2 separate regions of the Homo sapiens genome follow, and region 1 is linked to region 2. A link is a contact called in ENCODE Hi-C or POLR2A ChIA-PET data. All regions are on one chromosome and are shown on one strand. Each heading gives the region's core, a stretch centred on a gene start or an enhancer-like site at or near the end of the contact. The rest is flanking DNA. Distances are from core to core; before and after follow the strand shown. Region 1 holds the start of ELF3-AS1 (ELF3 antisense RNA 1). Region 2 overlaps CSRP1-AS1 (CSRP1 antisense RNA 1).

Evidence for each region. Hi-C counts contacts between places; a loop is a spot of excess contacts on that map. ChIA-PET counts read pairs that join two places held with the same protein, here RNA polymerase II (POLR2A). Pooled maps may share reads with other maps.
Region 1: a loop to region 2 is called in a pooled map, with 2.6 times the contacts of the local background. The contact joins the promoter of ELF3-AS1 here to the enhancer-like site in region 2. A Hi-C loop is called at or near these places in 1 of 50 pooled maps. POLR2A ChIA-PET finds 5 or more read pairs at or near these places in 5 of 52 experiments (K562, MCF 10A, WTC11 and 1 more).

The regions. Positions count from the first base shown.
Region 1 is chr1:202,007,666-202,012,565 of GRCh38, forward strand. It overlaps ELF3-AS1 (ELF3 antisense RNA 1), which reads right to left and starts at 2,688. Exons shown (of 2, transcript NR_146472.1): 1 at 2,135-2,688. It overlaps ELF3 (E74 like ETS transcription factor 3), which reads left to right and starts at 2,922. Exons shown (of 9, transcript NM_004433.5): 1 at 2,922-3,041; 2 at 3,464-3,634; 3 at 4,292-4,513; 4 at 4,679-4,771. The coding sequence starts at 3,472. RefSeq lists enhancers at 520-1,161, 2,888-3,821, 3,822-4,756.
Region 2 is chr1:201,528,824-201,533,605 of GRCh38, forward strand. It overlaps CSRP1-AS1 (CSRP1 antisense RNA 1), which reads left to right. Exons shown (of 2, transcript NR_160747.1): 2 at 4,601-4,782. The region is part of intron 1 of LOC124904484 (a long non-coding RNA gene); the gene reads right to left. Among named protein-coding and RNA genes, the nearest start is that of NAV1, 7.9 kb to the right of the region's middle. Within about 2 kb of position 2,584, at least 13 of the 41 ENCODE cell types and tissues checked have a DNase peak (open chromatin) inside an H3K27ac peak, as active enhancers do.

The DNA of each region.
Region 1 (4,900 bases), core at 1,438-3,937, 480 kb after region 2:
CCTTTTATCTAGCTTATCAGTAGCTATCTTTCCTTGCTCTGTACAAAAACCTATAGCACCAATAGGCCCAGTAATCATGAAGGGTCAGTGCAAGGAAAGGCTGGAAGCCCTTCCTCTAACAGCCGTGCTGTGACTCCACTAACTTTGTGGGGTCTCCCATTACATAGCGTGGGTATCCTGAGCTGTGCAGCCTGCCTCACTCACCACCTTGGTACCTGACAGGACTACTGGATGTGCCTGTCCTTTTGTAGGACATTCTCCCATCCCAAAGATGAGGCTGTGCTGCCGTGTGGGCAAGCTCTGTGGGGAGAGGGGAGGCCAGTGGGTTGTTTTTGCCATCACAGAATACTGGGAAGCCCCTGGCATCCTGCTCCATAGCTCTCTTCACCACTATCCTGGAACCTTCTCCCCACCCCCATCCCCATGCCTCCAAGGCACTGACCTCAAATCCAAGTCTTTCTCACTTATCTCAAGCTGCCAGCCTGTAGGGATTCCTTATCTCAGCTCCATGTCAGCGGTGAGGAAGCCCCAAGAAGGCAAGGGAGCTGACAGCCTTCTCATTTTTCTCGTACATCCTCCTGTTCACCCCGCCATCCCGGGAGCCCCAGCCAGATGCTCTTCAGGGCAGGGAGCACGTGAGCAGCCCTGGGGCTAGAAGCCGGTTCTCCCACATTCCTGGGTGAGGGACTGGGTGGAGGGTGTGCCTGCCTCAGGCTCCTTGGGGGAGGCCCCCTGAAGGGCTGGGGAAAATCCTACTGAGCCCCAGGCTCTCCTGCCTGCACTGGCCCAGTGCGGGGGCGGGGGGGCGGGGGGATCCTGGACATTAACTCTCTCCTAGGCACCTGGGAGCTTCAGAGAGGAAGAAGGTAAGGTAAGAAGCAGATTCTCTGCGCAGGACTTTCTTAGTCCTCAGGCTATAGAGTTAAAGAAAGAAGTATCTGTAGAAGGTGGAGTCACCTTTTGTTTGAGTAACCGTTTCACCCACCCTGGCTGAGGGTGGCCAGGAACTCCCCAAGTTGTGCATTAATGGAGGGGGGTCACACAGATCCTACATTTTTTTGTTTTTGTTTTTTTTTTTTTGAGACGCAGTGATTACAGGTGTGAGCCACCGGATCCTACATTTCAAATGCATAAAAATCTAGATATGGGCTGGGCGCAGTAGCTCATGCCTGTAATCCCAGCACTTTGGGAGGCTGAGGCAGGCAGATCATGAGGTCAGGAGATCGAGTCCATCCTGGCTAACATGGTGAAACCCCGTCTCTACTAAAAATACAGAAAGCCGGGCATGGCAGCGGGCGCCTGTAATCCCAGCTACTCGGAAAGCTGAGGCAGGAGAATCGCTTGAACCCAGGAGTCAGAGGTTGCAGTGAGCAGAGATCACGCCACTGCACTCCAACCTGGGCGACAGAGCGAGACTCCACCTCAAAACAAAATAAACAAAATACTAGATCTGGAAGAGATCTTAGGGATTATTAAATTCAGACAACCTCATTTTTTATAGATGGGGAAACAAGCACAGACTCCAAGGGTCTCATCCAAGATCACACAGTTGCAGATGCTGGCTACAAGTCTCCTGCCTCAACCACCTGTATTACCCCATTCAGGGTCTCAAGAAGGGTCTATAAGACACTATCCATTGTGTTTCGGGCTGAGTCCATAGAGACAACCACAGACATGGGGGACTCTGCCCACAGGGAAGGCAAGGGCTCTGGCCATGGAGCTGGATGGGAAGACTCTGAAGCCCGAAGACATTGAATCCTGTGCAGGGAAAGAGCGAGGGTTTTGTGTACAACACACCTGCATACCTGGATGTGAATCTCAGCTCCACCCCTTCACCAACTCTGTGTGGCCTGGGCAAGCCATTCTAAGGGAACCCTCCACACTGCAACTTTCATGTCTATAAAATGGGAATAACCATGCATTCCTTACAGGACTTTTTTGGTGTGAGGATTAAATGAGAGAATATGTTGAAAAGTGCTTGGTAAATATATTAATACTATGCATTCCCTCTTCTTTGAATGACGTGACCCAGGTAGTCAGGCTTCTGACCACTAGAGGGCAGCAGAAGGTACTGGAAAACTGGGCCGAGTGAACCAGAGATTAGATGGGGTCCAGAGAGCAGGGATGAACTTACCCGTGTGGATTCTGGCAACTCCGGCAGGGAGGGCTCCAGCAGGCGCTGAGGGAAGAACTTTCAAGCAGAGCCGGGTCTCTTCAGGAGCGACTGCAGCAACCCTGATGCTTGGATGGAGTCCAGGCAGGTGATGGTAGTGAAGACCTTGCCAACAGAGTGGGCGCTGGAGAAGGAGCCCTTTAGTGGGGACCCTGGGGCCACGACTAGGCTGGCAGGCCCAGCCAGCACCAATTAATCCATGAGTATTGCCCAGCATTGAGCCTGGAGCACCTTCCAGCCCCTGGCCAGAGTCCTGGGTGTTCTGGGAAAAACCCCTAAACCTAGTAACTCCTCTCCCTACTAGGCCTCTTTGTTGCTGAATCTCTGGAATTTAGGGGCCAGCAGCTTTCTGACTCAGGTCAGCCAGGGGTTCATGTTCCCTCACTTGCCCTCCCCCTGCCTGGCCCATCTCTGGCCTGGCCCCTGGGAGGAATTTCCTGGGCCAGAGGGCAGCCGAAAGCACAGATGCCCACCCCAGCAACGTTCCCGCCACCTGCCCAGGCCAGTGCCCCGTGCCCAACCCCAGAGGGTGCGGGATGACAGACTCTGACAATCATTAAACCAGCCGGGCCTGATTTCCCAGCACTGCCTGCTAAGATCCGGGCCAAGTGGCACTGAATATGCAAATCACCTGGGGCCAGGAGCCCAGTCTAAAGGCCAGGAAATCCCCTCCATCCAATGAGACACCAGCTCAGGTTACTGCAGGGGACACACTATAAAGCCCTGAGCTCAGGGAGGAGCTCCCTCCAGGCTCTATTTAGAGCCGGGTAGGGGAGCGCAGCGGCCAGATACCTCAGCGCTACCTGGCGGAACTGGATTTCTCTCCCGCCTGCCGGCCTGCCTGCCACAGCCGGACTCCGCCACTCCGGTAGGATTCCCCGCCTGTCATTCCCTAGCCCAGCTCTTGGGAAACTGCAGAGGGGTCCAGAGGATTTGCAGTTCTGAACCTGCACACTCCAGTCTAGGATCTCCGAGCAAGAGCGTAGGTGTCCTGAGGGTCAAAGAACAGAGAGAGATTGTCTCTGGGAAGGCAGAATGGCCATGACGCCGCTAGTCTGGCTCCAGGGCCCCAGAGATCTGAGGAGGGAAGCCCAGCTGGAGGCTCCTGTGGTCCTGCCCTGGTCTGAGATCTTGGAGCCCTTCTTGAAGAGACGGTGTCCGCAGAGTTGCTGATCTTCCTGCCCCTGGGGGCTACTCTTGCCCAGGGTTGGGCAAAGCAGAGTAGCTGGGAGTGTAAGGAGAGGACCCTCGTCCCCTCACCAACCTCATCCTCTCTCCCCCTACCCACAGGTAGCCTCATGGCTGCAACCTGTGAGATTAGCAACATTTTTAGCAACTACTTCAGTGCGATGTACAGCTCGGAGGACTCCACCCTGGCCTCTGTTCCCCCTGCTGCCACCTTTGGGGCCGATGACTTGGTACTGACCCTGAGCAACCCCCAGATGTCATTGGAGGGTACAGGTGGGTCTCAGCGGGGTGGGATGGGGCACGGAGTGGGAGACAGATCCATCTAAGGGCCTGTTAGACAAATGGGGGAATAGGCAGGGAGGAGGGTCTCTAGGCAAATTCCAGGGCTAGAGGCTGAGACTTAGTGACTGAGGTGCTGGGGGTTGTGGGGCTGTGACAGGCAGAGGGAGGTGTCAGATACCAGGACAAGGGTGTTGTGAATGCTACCTCCTGCCCCTACTCTTGGGATGGCTCCAAGGGCTGAGGTGTGAATCCCCAGTGTGCTCCAGGAATGGGGCTGTGTGGGCTGGGAGTGGTGGCTCACGCCTGTAATCCCAGCACTTTGGGAGGCTGAGCTGAGCGGATCACCTGAGGTCAAGAGTTCGAGACCAGCCTAGCCAACATGGTGAAACCCCGTCTCTACTAAAAATACAAAAAAAAATTTATCCCAGCGTGGTGGTGGGCACCTATAATCCCAGCTACTGGGGAGGCTGACGCAGGAGTATCGCTTGAACCTGGGAGGTGGAGGTTGCTGTGAGCCGAGATTGTGCCATTGCACCCCAGCCTAGGTGACAGGAGTGAGACTCCATCTCAAAAAAAAAAAAAAAAATGGGGCTGTAAGGTCTGCTGGGTGGCCTGAGCTGAGCCTGTTTCCCTGCCTGGCCCTTGCAGAGAAGGCCAGCTGGTTGGGGGAACAGCCCCAGTTCTGGTCGAAGACGCAGGTTCTGGACTGGATCAGCTACCAAGTGGAGAAGAACAAGTACGACGCAAGCGCCATTGACTTCTCACGATGTGACATGGATGGCGCCACCCTCTGCAATTGTGCCCTTGAGGAGCTGCGTCTGGTCTTTGGGCCTCTGGGGGACCAACTCCATGCCCAGCTGCGAGACCTCAGTGAGTCCAGGCCCCTGGAGGCTGGGGAGCAGCTCCACATGTTGAGCTGAGTCGAGTTCAGTGTGGCCGTAGGCAGGCCCTGGAGCTCTGGGCCAGCTGCACAGCCAGAGAGAGCCCTTGAGGGAGGGATTAGGGGAGTGTGACCCTTCCTTCCTTCCTTGTCAGCTTCCAGCTCTTCTGATGAGCTCAGTTGGATCATTGAGCTGCTGGAGAAGGATGGCATGGCCTTCCAGGAGGCCCTAGACCCAGGGCCCTTTGGTGAGAACCCGTTTTCTCCTTCCTTCCCCAGCCTGTCTTGTCCCATCCCTGCCCCTCCACAGAGTGCTAGAGATGACCCCCTCCCCAGACTTCTTCCTCCCTCAATTAGAAAAATTGCAGCAGGTCATC
Region 2 (4,782 bases), core at 1,334-3,833:
TGGCCTAAATAGAACGAGAAAGGCTGACTCTCCCCTAAGTAAAAGCGAATTCCTCTTGCCTAACTGCCTTCAAACTGGGACATTGGCTTTTTCCTGCCTTCAGACTTGAACTGAAACACTGGTTCTTCCTGGGTCTTGAACTTGCTGGCTTTTGGATGGGAACTACATCATCAGCCCTCCTGTTTCTAAGGCCTTCAGACTTTGGACTGGAACTAACATGCTATAGACTCTCCTAGGTCTCCAGCTTGCTGACTCACCCTGCAGATCTTGGGACTTGTCAGTTTCTACAATTGCATGAGCCAATTCCTTATAATAAATCTCTTTCTCTCTCCCTCTCTCTATTTCTCCCTCTCCCTCCCGCCTCTCTTTCCCCCTCCATCCCCTCCCTGTCTATCTATAGTGTACATTCTATTGATTCTGCTTTTCTGGAGAACCCTGACTAATGGAACAGATATGTTTGTTATATTATTCTGTATACCTTTTGCAGGCCTAAAATAGTTCATAATAAATTTTAAAATAAATAATGAATGAATAGACGTTAAAATGTCAGATGCTATAGAGGGCAAGTAAAATGAGAACTGGAATATGTACATTAGATTAGCTATTAAGAGGCCCATGATTGCCTTTGTAGGAGTGTTCAGAGTGGAGGCCTAATGGTGATGGGTTGTAGAGTGATAGGGGGTCTACACACAATTCATGGAGTTTAACAACAAAGTGAAAAAGAGCTCTGGGTCTAGAGTAGGGTGCAAAGGAGAGAAAGGGTTGTGTTGTTGTTGTTGTTGTTGTTGTTGTTGTTTGAGACAGGGTCTCACTCTGTTGCCCAGGCTGGAGTGCAGTGCAGTAGTGCAGTCTCGACTCACTGCAACCTCCGCCTCCTGGGCTCAGGTGATCCTCCCACCTCAGCCTCCCGGATAGCTGGAACCACAGACATGAACTAATTATTTTGTATTTCTTATAGAGATGGGGTTTTGTCACCTTGCCAAGGCTGGTCTCGAACTACTGGATGCAAGCAATCTGCCCGTCTTGGCTTCCCAAAGTGCTGGGATTACAGGGTCAAGCCACCATGCCCAGACAGAGAAAAGAGTTTTAATAATGGAAACACTTCTCTGTGCTGTGGGGCTTCCATACTAATTCTGTTGGAATTATCAGAGTCCTGGTCCTCCTTTGGTCGCTATGACTATTCCAGTAGAGATTCTGGAAGACTTGAACTTCGTCTCTGTGGGTACAAAGTGATTTTTTTTTTTTTTTATGTTTCACTCTTGTCACCTAGGCTGGAGTGAAGTGGCACGATCTCGGCTCACTGCAACCTCTGTCTCCCGGGTTCAAGCAATTCTCCTGCCTCAGCCTCCCAGGTAACTGGGATTACAAGCACCCACCACCACACCCGACTAATTTTTGTACTTTTAGTAGAGCCGGGATTTCGCCATGTTGGCCAGGCTGGTCTCGAACTCCTGACCTCAGATGATCCACCCACCTAGGCCTCCCAAAGTGCTGGGATTACAGTCGTGAGCCACCACACCTGGTCTTAGTAAAGATTTTTCAAAGAGCACAGTGCTACTGTCTCTCATGGAAAGAAAAGTATTAAACCCATGATGATTACATCTTAGTCTAAGGGGAATATTAAACCCACAATAAATTAAGCTAAAACTTCACAAAGACTCTGCAAGGCGTTGGGGCAGGACAGGGGGTGGGTAAGGAAGGGGTTGATTGTAACTGGAAAATCTTGGGCTACTTGTGGATGGTGTTTTTTTTCTTTTCTTTTCTTTTCTTTTTCTTTCTTTCTTACTTTTTTTTTTCCTCCTAAAGGTTGAGCTTGGCTAAAGGAGTGTTGCTAATGGTTTCCCAATTTAGTTTCAAGGGGATTGGCAGCAGGGTTTTCCAGGCCACAAAGGCTGAAGGGGGACATACTATTAGTCTGTCTCACTCCTCCCAGAAACTCAGTCTGGGTTTACTGTAATTTCATCTTAGTCTCGTCAAAGGCACTCCAGATGAGGAGATTCTGAGCTGGGGTATTTCTTCCTACCCCTCCCAGACAGATTGCAAGGTTTTTCCAATACTGCATTCTCCCTGGGGCTCTCCCTGGTTGGCGTGGAGAGAAAAGCGCCAGCAGGGGTCAGCAGTGTCCCACATCTGGCCGGGAGCTGCTTGCCACATGTGCTGTTTCTTCTGGCACGGCACTGTCAGAGATACTGGGGAAATTGGCGAGCACCGTTCCATTGAGGCGTTAGCATCATTATGAGCATCGCAGGCTCAAGATTCCTCTCCCTGAAAGTGGGGTGGGCTGGATGAGTGGAGGGTGTGTTCTTTATAAGCACTATGTGGGGTGTGGGTGTAGAATCCAGACATCAGCAATGCCAACTCACCATCTGGTTTTCTATCGGGAGGTTTTTATGTGTATTGGCGTGAGCAATATATTGTGTCGGTCTGGGTGTCAGAGGACGCGTGTCAGAGTTGCCTTGTTGAAATTTTCCCAGGGACCTGGGATTTCTGGATTCACCCGGTATCCAGGCTCTCCCAGAGCGGCACTTTAGCTGGCCAAGGCCTGGAGCAGAGTGTGTGCAGCGCTCCCACGGCCGCCTGCCCGGGCCTGCCCCCGACACATGCTTAGTGGAATTCTCCCGTGGCAGCCCAGAGTCTCCGGAACGAAGGTCTCCACAGCCAAAGCCACGCAAGAGGCTCTCCTGCTCTCATTTCCAGACGCACCCTCATCCTTGGCCTCTCCCTGCCTCAGTTCTCTTTGACTCCTCCGGTCCTTGTTGCTGCTCAGCTCCAGGGCACCCCCACCTCCCAGGACAAGTCCCCTGACTTTACAGCTTACAGGCCCAGAATAACAGATGGCCAGAGGCATCCCATTCAAGACTCCCCGCCTCCTTCCTAGCTCCTCAGTCTCTCCCACCCCAATGTGGTGGTGCCCAGGGAGGGGGTCAGGAAACCACAGAGGGCCTGTGGGAGGCGTACAGCTGGGGACAAGCGTGGGCTGGAAGAGGAGCCCAGTCTGTAGCTGAGACTCCCAGGGCCTCATGACCTTCCAGGCAGCCTCCACCGCTGCTATGACAGGCAGATGCCCGACTTTCCACCTGCTTTCTGACCTGGCTTTGGCAAGGCCTGAGCACCTGGCCTGCTTTCCCAGGAGTACAGTTACAGCAGCTGATCTAGGGAACAGGTGTGGGCTCCGTGTCACAGCTGCTGCTGAGCACATCTGTACCCACAGTGAGGAGGCTGCAGCTGCAGCAGGGCCTGTCAGTCACTCATACTCTCCCCGGAGTTGGGCTGGGGGCACTGAAAGGGCCAGGGGTGGAGAGAATCTGAGATAAGCATTCACAGAGCACCTTGCTCCTAGAGATCCCAAAGTGTGACCCCTGACAAGGTTTTCCCACAGTCAGCCTCACTGGCACCAGCAGCGTGGGAATTAGGGCTGGATTCTCCCCTTCTGCCTTGCTTCCCAGCCCTTGGGCCACAGTCAGCTCCTCCTCCTTCCTGGCTAGCTCAGCTCAGCTTTTGCAGGATGGAACTCTGAATCCTGGCTTCCAGTGGCTCTCCCAGAAAACTAGGAGGGAAGTGCTTGGAAGAATGGCTCTTTATTCATGCAAATGATTTCTTGCCATTTAAGAGCCTCAAACCACAAAATCAATTAAAGAGAAAAGGGGAAGATTTGGGGGTCTGTGCCAGCCACTGGATGCAATGCTTTACCTCCATCATCTTATCAAATCTTCCCAGCAACCCTACTGCATAGCTATTATCAAGATCATTTCTGTTTCCCAGAGGAGAATTCAAGGTTACACAGTTAGGATGCAGTGAATCTGGGATTTGATTGCCGTCCTGACTCCAAAGCTTGCACTCTGACCACTGGGCCACACTGCCTCAAATCTCCCATTCTCTGTTAAATCCAACATCTGAGCCCCATTCTTTCTCCCTTGCAGGGAATCACCTGCCTACCTCCACCTCATCCATTTCTCACCACAGCTGGATTCACCTCTACAGCCTTTACCTCCAGTCGTATTTGGCAATTCATCCTTTTCCAGCTCCTATCATCCTCCCCTACCCTCACCAAAGTGGACATCGCAGCCTCTAAATCTGAACGGAGCTGACACCTAGCACCCACCCTCTCACCAGCTACCTCTGGGTTCCCCCACCCGGTATTCCCTTCCTCACATCCAAGCCTGTTCCCCTCAGGCCCTGTCATGGCCTGAAATAGTCTTTGCCCCTGTCTACCACTCTCCAGGGTCCCTCTTGACACCTACTTCTGCTTTCCCCTCTCAAGACACCTTTTCTTGGCATTTTAAGACTATTTACTGACTATTTATTGATATAGGAAAATGCTTACAGAATGTATTAGGAGTATCTTACACTTTTTTAATAATTATGTATGTAATACATGAATAGATTCTCCTTGTAAAAAACAAACTCAAACACACAGAAAAAGTTAATGACTCCCTTGATGACTGCCAGTTTGAAGTGTTTTTCCAGACCTTAAAAAAATATACTTTCATACAAGCATATGTACATATAGAAAGATATACTTTAATGGGGCATCTTTCATCATAAATTGGATCATAATGTGCAAATTGTTTCACAACTTTTATTCTCTGTTTGTTTTCAGACAGGGTCTCACTTTGTTGCCCAGGCTGGAGTGCAATGGCACAATCATGGCTCACTGCGCCCTCCACCTCCCAGGCTCAAGCCATCCTCCTATCTCAGCCTCCTGAGTAGTTGAGACAACAGGCATGTGCCACCATGTCTGGCTAATATTTTAATAAAATTTTTTGTAGAGACAGGTTCTCC